Regions from separate parts of the Homo sapiens genome. Here region 2 is linked to region 1. A link is a loop called in an ENCODE intact Hi-C map of the cell type or tissue named here. Cell type or tissue: A673. All regions are shown on one strand. Each heading gives the region's core, and the rest is flanking DNA. Links, peaks and the distances in the headings are about the cores only.

Region 1 (5,795 bases), core at 546-5,545:
CCAGGAAAATATATAGAAAATTACTTCCATTTCATTCAACTTTACATTGCATTATTGTCTTCGCAAATGTTGCTATGTGTTCTTTTATATATAGTAATTGATATTTACAATATTTTCAACATTACAAAAGCACGCATTCTACCTTGATAGAAATTTGTTAAATTTTAGTTCCCTAAAATTAGTACATTTTTCATTAGATTGCACAGTAAAGGTCAATCTTTGTATTTCATTAGGATAACACAGCCTTGAAATGAGTCAGAGCAGGTGCAAAAGAAAAGAAAGCACAATTCATGAATATATGACAGGAGAGCAATAATACTAATTAATTTGGGGAAGAATGCGGCCAGATTATGCTTATGGAAGACTTAAATCTTTTAAAGGCTAGCAAATAGATGGCAAAGGTCATCCAATCAATGTAGATAAATAATGAAAGTCCTTAGAAAAAGCCAAAATGTGACAAGTGAGAGGGTGGTCATGTCATTCAATTTGGGGGACTTAAATATTGAAAAGTCAATGATTTGGGCATTATGTTCAAATGACTAGAGTAATGAAATAGAGAGAGATGAAGGAAAATCTATGTGTGCCTCTATGTCGCATGCCAGAATTCCCCGCTACCTAAACTATTCTCTACAGATGAAATTATACATTCTGGTTTATACATTATCTTATCACATGCCTTACACACCTGGTAAGAACATCACAAAAAGCATAAGAGTCATAGTGCTGGTGTTCAGTCTCCTGACGGATGTTAGCTGGGGCCAGTGTGGTTGTAAATAGTGAAACGTGGGCTGTGTGTCAGAGACTCTTGCCACTTCCACGTTGTCTCTGCCTCCCTAACATGTCTGATAATGATTGATGCATGAGTTTAAGGAAGAAGCTTATTGATTCATAGAGATGTAGAGTTTATAGAAATATCAAATATGTTTTGATAGGATCCATCCCCAAAGTAATGAAATGAAAAGGATTAGCATAGGTCATAATGTGTATTAGCCACAGAGCATTAGATTTCAGAGTACACTTGAGTTCTTTCTGTTCTGTCACTAGGGGGCACTGTGAGCATGGATGAAGCCCTGTGCCCTGGATGACCAAATAGAAAAAAACCTCCCTAGGGGAATTTGCGATGCCTCTTTTCATCCAACATTACGCGTTTTTTAATAACATAGAAATTGACCCTCCCTGTCTTAAAACCAACTTTCAGGCAAGGGACTGAAACTCACCAGATGACTACATCCAGAAAATGAGATGCCGGGCCCCTCATCCACCTTGATTACTTCCTTACTCCTCCCTAATTGATTTTTTCCCTGCAGGTAGCTACATTCCTTCCCTGATATATAAACCCCCCAACTTTAGTTGGTTGAGGAGACAGATTTGAAACTTATCTCCTGTCTCTTTGGCTGCAGCACCTGAATAAAGTCTTCCCTGGCAATCTTCCTTGTCTTAGTGATTGGCTTTCTTTGTGGCAAGCAAGGAGACCTAGACCAAACCCCCGGCATTTTCGTAACACCAGTTTCTCTAGAAAATATTAGAGTAAGACTGTATAGGCAGCCAAATACAGAAGAAAGTTTAGATAAGACATATGCAAAAGAGTTTGGTCAGATAATGTTTATCTACTAGGGCTTGGATTTTCTTTTCTTTTAGAACAAAGAAAGTGATGAGAAGCAGGAAATAATTTTATTGATTTTTTTTTTTTTTTTTTTTTTTTTGTCCACATTGCAGATACTGCACTTTGTGGGTCAAACAAGGTGATAAAGACATCCCGGAATGTGGCAGTTTGCCAAAAATATACGAAACAAGATACCACAAGCTTCTCTATATAAGAATCCAAGAGACTACATCATTCCTTAAGAAACTAGGATATTTCTAGAGAACACTCTATATTATTTGCATAAATTATTCCAAACTAAAATTATAACACTAAAAGTGCCCTCTTCTAAGCATCATTATTTCTGGAAAGTCTACTGTAGAAAATATTTTAAATAAATACATTAGATAATTCCCATAGTGATGCCCTTGATAGTACTCCAAGATTTGAATTATATATGCTCATTTATTCTTTTTTAAATAATTCAAGAGACAGATCAAAGCTTTACTTTTGTGAGTTTAGAATAATATTTTTTAAACTACATCTCTCAAGCTTTCTATTTTTCATGTGCTCATAAAAACATTTTCATACCGAGCATTTTAAATAAAAAAATAATTAGTTGAAGATCAGCATGATACTTGTAATATTTTGTTGAAAATGTATTCAAGTGTTTTCTTTGAAAATAAAAGCAAAACATAAGTGCAAATTTCACAGAGCTTGATGTACAGAGTAAATCACTTAAGTACAGATATGCTTGTCCTTTGAATAAAGGAGACATGGATATTAGGATGCACGAGAGGCTTGGAAACCTAACACTGAAGCCGGAAGCCCTGTTATTTAGGAGCTGGCAGATGAATAACCATAAGTACGTGACTACACTGCCACCTAGTGGTGCAAAGAATCAGCCTTCCAATAAGGATGCATGACTTACAATTCAGTGGCAATTTTATCAACAAAATTTTTTGTCCGTGAAAGTGCAAAAAAAAAAAAAAAAAAATCACACCAGATGGCTTGAAAGAGCCTAATAAGAGCAGTTATTGCTCTTTTATTGTATATTATTTCTCCAAAGCTTCATGATTCTCATTGATAAAAACCTCAGGTGTCTGCAGAAAGGCTCTGCAAACTCAGCACCCCAGGCAGGTATGAAGGAACACAAGCTTCAAGTGTCTTTGAATAGAAATAGTATTTTCTTACTGCTTGGAAGAAGCCTGTCTTTTGAAAAGTCTGCTTAGGATTTGAATCTCTGTTTTCCTTTTCTAGTTGGAAACCAAAGACAAAAACAAAAAACTCTTGGAGATTGTTCCAAATGCATCTTTCTTGCCCTCAACTGCCAGCCTTCTTAGGAATTAAATAATCCCACTTGTGATCATTCCAGGATTCAAACTTCTAATATTGACATCTCTGTTACAGGCGACAACGATGCCAGATTATGTCTGCAAATTAAGGTCATTTTAAAGGCCTAGGGAAACAGAAAATGCCTGGCAAGGGATCAAATTCTTCTTTGAGAGAGGGTTAGAAGAACCATTGCTATTTACTCATTGTGGATTTGTTTTGCAGGGGCATTGTTATTATCGCAGGCATCAAACCGTAGAGGGGAAAAAGCTGCAAACAAAATATCAAGGGAAATAACGACCATACAAAATAAATAGCAGGCACAAACAAAGTTCACAATGCCTCATGTGAACTTAGGAAAAACGCAGTCATGCATCCCACTTCCTGAATATGTTTTCAGTGGAGCCTTTCTTTCTTCTACAGCAAACAAAATTATTCCCTTCACCAGCAGTTGCCAGATTAGCCAAGAATATAATATTCAAGCTCAGGAAGAGATTACTGATGTGTCTATATTTAAGGGGGAAAGAAACATCTAATCTAAAACTTTGCATGAAATTTCTCCTAGGTAGCATAGTACATATTTTAGCTCTCATTTTTGTTTCCAGACATTGATTGCACTCCACATAAAATCTCTTTAGCCCCCCAGAAAGACACTCTGTTGGAAAGTCCATTTACAGTCATTTAATGCAATACCTAATTTTTCTGGTGAGGTAGCAAAACCACAGAAGAAAAGGGAGCACCGCTAGGCAGAGATGATCTAGAGTCCAATTCTCTTACTCCCTGGCAACTCAATTTTCACTGCATCCTATAGCCTCTCTGTAGAAGTCAAGCGTATTTTACAGTTTTCTAAGGAATGATTGATAACCTCAACAGTCTGAAATTAAACTGCACAGCAGACAGTGGAAGATGGTATTTTAAAGTACCTGGAAGCTTTAGTATTCACTATTACACTACACTATTTTAATAAATAGAAAAGCAATGTTTATTCACTTTAAATTCATGACATCTATGAAGTTAAAGGTTTGCACAGCAATGAACAATTAGTTAAATATCACACATGGAAGCTAAACAGCAATTTGTAGATTCTGTTGCGCAGTGCCTTAATTACTTATATTGCAACTTGTTTCAGACCACTAAAGACAGGGCTATCGAAAAATCCCCAGGCAATTAAGGACAAAGCGTGCTCAAACATGAACAGCTCTTGAAGAAATAAATGGAAAGATCAGGTTTTATCTATAATGTTATTAGGTAGATAAATCACTGGCAAGAATAAACCTATGGAAAAAAATAAAGCACAAACTAAGATTAGCCTTTAGAAATCTCCTTGGAGATTATGCAATTTTCCCCCACGAAATCAATATCAGTTCAATTGAAGATAAATTACAAGAGAAATAAAAACAAGACACTTCATGAGAAGTAATAATAGCATTGTTTCTTTCACTGCATAGTAAGATCTGATCACAAAGCAGTGACAAGGGTCGGGGGATCAGGTTATATTCGCTGGCTATTTTCTCACGATGTGACTCTTGGCTGTGGGGGACATTGTTGTCAGAATGCCTTGTTGGCACTGGATTGAGGGTTTAGTTACTTTGTTTATTTAAACACATCTTTAAATTTTCCATAGCTAAAAAGAGACTAGTATTTTGATCTGTTTTCTTCCATTGAAATATTTAGGCCATGTATTATTAATATAGATCATTGATAGAACTTTTTAAAATTGTCAGTGGATGTCTAGAAAAAATATGAAAAATTTAAAAATATTCTCTTTTTTGAAAAAGTACATTTTATTTAAAAATAAACCATCAAACCAATAACCCATGACTCTATCTACCAATGAAATGGAATCTAATGAACATGAGCACATAAAATAACACTTCTGCATAATAAATTTATTTCTTGTGACATGAAACAATTTGGAAATGAGATTTGGATGATGTGTACTTTAATAGGCTGTGATTATGACTGTGATTATGATAAAACCACATTTTATAGTGCAACGCCAGCATTAATTGGCCTCAGATACTACTTCTTTTATAGATATTGTATGATGTATACTATATTATTATTATAGTACATTAAACCGTAAATCCTTCTGAATAGGTCCTCCAAACACAGTATTCTAAACTGTTATAAGAAAATGACTGCCAAGAAACTTTTGACATGAGCAGTGAAAAGTATTTATATAGCATTTGGTCACATGTGTTTTTTAAGGATGAAAAAAACAAACTAAAATTTTGGAGATGAGAAATCACGTTAAGAAAGTTTTAACGTATCTGTGGAGATGGCACAATAAATGCATTTCCATTTTCTTTTAATATATGTAAATTAAATTAAATCATGAAAATATATATTAGTGTTGAGAGTGGCCTTAGAGTCTATTACATAACTATTTTTAAAATGAGGACAGGGAGGCAGGAGGAGCATTTATCATAACATTTCTACAGAAATTCAATGTGTCTAGCTCTACTCCTTGGCATCACAGTCTGGGAGAAATGCTTTGTCTGGATTGATTATGAACTTGCAAAAGAAAGCCAAGATGTAACATTTCTGAAACAATTTCTTAATTCTCTAGTGTCAGAAATTAGTCAGATTAATACTGCAAGAAAGTGTTAGGTGAGGATTTGAGGGACTCATCTAATCTATACTACAGGAACATTTTTAAAAATATGAACTCATGATGAGAGACTTCCGAATGGAGAATAGAACACACGAGTACAGAGCGGGATTGAGGAAAGAGTGGATCAAATATGTAGAAGACAGGCCTTTTGACTTTAGACCTTATAAAAGTGATCCTATTCTTAGAAGATAATTAATGGACCCTAAAAAGAGAATGCACTGAAGGGGAAATGGTCAGGCTATGCCAACGTTTTCAGTGTGGAGG
Region 2 (5,795 bases), core at 574-5,573, 99 kb after region 1:
CCCACCCTCAAGCCTCAAGAAAGATGAGAAAAGTATACTATGTGTGGGGAATGCTTTTATTCAAAAGCTTGTTCCTACCTTCCTTCAGGAGACATGTCACACTGCACATTTTGTCTTACATTATTTTGAATATATTAATTGTCTATTACGCATAATGATCATATACTACTAGCCCATAGATCCCATGAGGACAGGAGCCATGTGGATTTTATTGATTAGTGTGTACACAGCACCTGCCACATACCTGACACAGATTAGAAACTCACTATGTATCTCTCAAATGAATTAATGAATATTAAATATTGAATTAATGAATAGTGAAAACCAGGCAATAAGAATGTTTTAGCAGCTGATATTTATTAAATTAGGTTTTCCTAGGTAGCTCACGGCAGCTAAGCTAATTACAGTAAGTCTTCACTTAACATCATTGATAGGTTCTTGGAAACTGTGACTTTAAGCAAAACAACGTATAATGAGAGCAATTTTCCCATAGGCTAATTGATATGAACAAGATTTTAGCTACTAGGGCATATTTCTGGTCTCCTAAACATCAGCAAACTTCTAAATAAAGACCAAAACATTTTCATATAAACATTTAAATAAATGTGAGCTGGACATACATTTAAGAAGGATTAATCAAAACAAGTAAGATAATTATTCACCAACTTATTCCAGTCCAGGGTCCCAGGTGGCTGGAGCCACCCACTGACACCCACACTCACCCATAAACACCCTCACTCATTCACTCTCATTCACACTCACCCACACACTCACACGCACCCAAAAAACACACTCGTTCACTCTCGCTCACACTAACCCACACACTCACACGCACCCACAAACACCCTCACTCATGCACTCTCACTCTTACCCACACACTCACACTCACCCACAAACACCCTCACTCATTCTTTCTCACTCACACTCACCCACACACTCACACGCACCCACAAACACCCTCACTCATTCTCTCACTCCACTCACCCACACACACGCACCCACAAACACCCTCACTCATTCACTCTCACTCACACTCACCCACACACACGCACCCAGAAACACCCTCATTCACTCTCACACACGCACCCACACTGACCCACACTCCCCCTCATTCACCCTCACCCCTACTCCCCCTCATTCACCCTCACTCACCCACACTCACCCTCATTCACCCTCACTCACCCACACTCACCCTCGTTCACCTTCACTCACCTTCATTCACCCTCACCCACACTCACCCACCCAATCACACCCACACCGATGCTCACTCACCCACACACCCTCACTCACCCACACACCCACCCAATCACATTCACACACACCCTCACTCACCCTCACCGTCACCCACACACCCACACACCCTCACCCTCACTCACACTCACTTTCACCCTCACCCACACTCACTCACACTCACCCTTAGTCACACACCCACACATTCACACATACCCACACACCCACACTGACCCACACACACCCTTGCTCATTTACTCTGTCACACTCACCTACACACTCACCCACACTGACCCAAACTCACCCTCATTCACCCTCACTCACCCACCCAAGCACACTCAGCCACACTGATGCTCACCCTCACCCACACCCACATACACCCTCACCCACACACCCACCCACTCACATTCACCCACACCCTCACCCTCACCTACACCCACTCACCCTCACACTCACACACCCTCACACTCACCCTCACCATCACCCACTCTCACCCACACACCTGCACCCTCACTCATACACCCTCACCCACACTCACACCCACACTCACAATCACCTACACTCAGTGACCCTCACCCACACTCACCCTCACACACCCTCACTCAACCTCACTGACCCTCACACACACCCACACTCACCCAGTCACACTCACCCTCACACATTCACATTCATCTGCATTCACCCTCACCCCCACACTCACACCCTCACCTCATCTCACCCACACTCACCCTCACTCACACCCAGTCACCCTCACTCACCTACAGTCACCCACACTCACCCTCACACTCTCACACTCTCACCCCCCACTTCCTCCCACTCACCTGTATTCACCCACACCCACTCTCACATTCACAGTCACCCACTCCCACACTCACCCTCACCCACTCACCCTCACCCACAAACACCTTCACTCACCCACTCACCCACACTCCCTCCTGCTCACCCACACTCACCCACATTCACCCTCACCTGCATTCACCCAAACTCCCTCCCGGTCACCCACACTCACCCACACCCACTGTCACACTCACACTCATTCACACGCCCCCACACTCACACTGGGCCCTGAGGACGCACCAGCTCAAAGGGCTAAAGGACACCTCTTGGGGATGTGGGAGGAAACTGGAGTCCCTGGAGTAAAGCCACACAGGCCGAGGGAGAAGGGGCAGATCCTGTACACACCGGGGGCCCGATGGGTAGCAGCTGTTTTCTCTTCACCATTATAACAAAACAACCCTGTAGGGACCAATGTTATTGTCAGACCTGAAGTGTAATGAAGCGCCCCCTTTTTCTAAGTGGGTCTCACTCACAGAGATGCCATTAAAAATTATTCCTGGCCAGGCGCAGTGGCTCACGCCTGTAATCCCAGTACTTCGAGAGGCCGAGGCGGGTGAATCACCTGAAGTCAGGAGTTCGAGATCAGCTTGGCCAACACGGTGAAACGCCGTCTCTCCTAAAAATACTAAAATTAGCCGGGCGTCTGTAATCCCAGCTACTCGGGAGGCTGAGGCAGGAGAATAGCTTGAACCCGGGAGGCGGAGCTTGCAGTGAGCCAAGATCATGCCACTGCACTCCAGCCTGGGCAACAGAGTGACACTCCATCTCAAAAAAAGAAAGGAAGGGAGGAAGGAAGGAAGGAAGGAAGGAAGGAAGGAAGGAAGGAAGGAAGGAAGGAAGGAAAGAAAGAAAAAAGACTCCTAACTCCCAGCTTGTCACTCTTGGAATAGAGTGCCGTCTCTTTTACAGGGTATGAGGAAGTGGGAGGGAAGGTGAAAGGAGTCATTGCCAGAAGGGCCCAGGGTCTCCCAAGACTAACGCATCCTTCCTGGTTTCACGATGCCATTAGAGCCAGAACAACGCCTTTACTTTTTTCTTTTTTTTGGAAGGCAGTCTTGCACAGATCCAAACCAGGTGGAAAAATGCTTAAGGTTTCCCCACTTTCTCAAAAAATGTCATCACTAGTCCCAAATCAGTTAACCCTTTGCTCACATAAAATGCATTTGTACTCCTTAAATGCACCAACAAATAACGATTCCAGTTGACCCTGTTAAATCTAAGAACACATAAGAGTAGGATTAAACAGTTTGGCAGGCAGGTTCTCTGACTGCTGAACTCTTGGAAATACAATCACTCACCCTAGATCCTTTTTCCTCACATAAGGGCTATGAAGCGAGCTTTCTAACTATCCTTCAGCTGAGCACATAGCTTTCTTCAAGGAACGAACACCACTTCATCCTAATTGCTATTGTTTCTTTTCATAGCTGGCACTATCTCTGCCTTCTTGGCTCGTGGACTGTGCGAGAAGCAGATGTAAGGGGAGGGCTTTAAACTGAGAAGGGAAGACAGGTAGTAAATCTAAAATACAAAATTAATTAGGAACTAATTCAGGAAGAGAGTATAACTTGCTGACTTTATTGCCATCTTCAAAGCAGATGGGGCGGTGGTAAAATTCCCTTTCAGCAGCAAAGTGAAACAACAGTCAAATGTGAATTCCATCTTAATAATTATTTTTGCCTAAATACAGCCCTCCTTTGAAGAGACAGAGACTAGCAAAAAATAAACTTACAATTACGTGTTAGTGCAGGGAAGATGTGGTCTGGATAACACCAAGGGGATTGGCAAAGACATTCATCTCTTTGTTCAGAAATCATTATATCGACCTTGACTTACTGGCATGTAGCAGGCTCAGGCTGGCCTGCGCAGCAGCAGAGTCCCACCCTCCATCCAGCCAGGCCCCCCTGGCCAGCTCATTCTCCTTCACTGATTAAAGTAAGGAGAGCAAGTCCCTCAGTCACAGGATCCCCAAGATGAAAGGCATTTAAAAATAGTTTGGAACACACACAAAAATCTTCCTTTACCATTAATAAGGATTTCTCTTGTTTATTTTTTTCGATGACAGCTTTTTAGAAAGAGCCTATTGTTTTGGTTTGTGAGAGACAGAAACTTGTTAGTTTTTCTTCTTTTAAGTTAAAAAAGACTAACGGGAGCTATTAGCAGTTGGAGTGAAACTCATTCTTCATTGCCAAAATCATAAATGTTATATCATGTGAAAATATAAATGTCAAAGGATTTATGGTAGGGTGGCCCTTTAAACACCCCAAATCCAATACAAAGCAATCTACTATTGTAATGCATAGACAGAAAAATATCCCTTTTTCTTTTTAGTATATTACACTGGCAGAGATACTCTGAAAATAGTTCAGGATCAGAAAAACGTTCATGGCCCTTGTGTTGTTATCTTGCAAATTGGGGACTATCTATACTCACCCTGCTCTCCCTGTAGAGCCTGCACTCAAATCCCAAATGTTCTGTGAGAACTGGCGAAGACACCTCCTCCAGGGAGCCTTCCCTGATTTACTTCCCTTTAAAAGAATCATGCTATTGACTTGAATCTTTCAGCAATTGTGGACCGAACCCTTTACCAGGATATTTAATACTGACACACACTTTCAGATCTGTTTCATTCTCTTTTAAAATGTAATGCTAATAAAATAAATAGCTGCATATTGCTAATGCACGTTATCTTAGACATATACATCTAATTTCCAAAATTAGATTGACGGTTGAGGTAGCATATTTTTAAATCACAAAATAGGGTTGTATATATTTTTCCATCTGTTTGGGGGATCCTTTCCCTTTCTTAGTCCAGAATATTCCTATTCACTTTTAAGAGCCAGCCAAATAAGGCTTCTGTTTGAATAAGGGCTTCTACGTGAAGAGCACCACTGCCCCAGCCTGGCACAATCCCAGTCCTTTGTTCGTCTTTACAAGACAGCACTCTGCCGTTTGTGTCTTTCTGGTCTGTTCTCCCATTTACCTGTCAGTATCCACTGAGTTCCGCCAAAGCAGACACATGGATCATTTATTCATGTCTGAATCCCCAGGACACAGAGAATACAAATGTGTAGGCTGTGGTACTCAATCACCGGTATTATATGTTTGAGAATGAATGCTATAACATCGCAACATTTTTAAAAATATGATACAACGATAGCCTTTTAAAGTGTGTTTTAAGACATTTGGAAATTTACACATTCTACTGGGTTACTGTACATTAAAAAATAACCCTTAAATCTAGCAGAATGATAGGAAATAAATTAGCTGGCTTAGGATGCTGTGATATTTCTACATGTGATTCAAAAATTACTCTATTTGAATAAAACTTTTGACGAATGCTGCTCAAAATGTGTTCCTAGAACGGCAACATCATCATCATCCCTGGGAACTTGTTAGAATGCACCTTCTCAGGCCTTTTCAACACCCTCTGAGTCAGAAATCCTGGGGTTGGTGGGCAACAAGCTGAGTTTCAGCAAACCTTCCAGATGATTCGAATGCTCACTAAAGTTGAATAACTATTGTGATTTTATTGGGAGGCAGAGGCACAAGAATCGCTTGATACCAGGAGGCAGAGGTTGCAGTGAGCTGAGGTTGCGCCACTGCACTCCAGCCTTGGTGACGGAGTAAGACTCCATCTCCAAAAACAAAACAAAATAAACAAACAAACAAACTATTGTGATTGTATTGAAATATGAAAATCTGTAAGCAAATACTCTAATTATAATTTT

What was found. Hi-C counts contacts between places; a loop is a spot of excess contacts. Peaks named below come from ENCODE experiments on the same cell type or tissue, not always from the same donor. Only the 100,000 strongest peaks of a DNase experiment are listed, where the experiment ranks them.
Region 2: a loop joins it to region 1, with 6 times the contacts of the local background. A loop is called at or near these places in 1 of 110 quality-filtered maps.

Annotation. Positions count from the first base shown.
Region 1 is chr4:180,661,646-180,667,440 of GRCh38, reverse strand. No RefSeq gene overlaps it. Among named protein-coding and RNA genes, the nearest start is that of LINC00290, 490 kb to the left of the region's middle. In A673, for the core only: CTCF peaks have their summits at 1,039 (motif pointing right) and 2,481 (motif pointing left); DNase peaks (open chromatin) are centred at 1,080, 1,770 and 2,430; H3K4me3 peaks cover 736 bases; H3K27ac peaks cover 1,906 bases.
Region 2 is chr4:180,562,349-180,568,143 of GRCh38, reverse strand. No RefSeq gene overlaps it. Among named protein-coding and RNA genes, the nearest start is that of LINC00290, 590 kb to the left of the region's middle. In A673, for the core only: no CTCF peak of the experiment used is centred there; DNase peaks (open chromatin) are centred at 2,513, 2,673, 3,023 and 3,853; H3K4me3 peaks cover 2,281 bases; H3K27ac peaks cover 4,788 bases.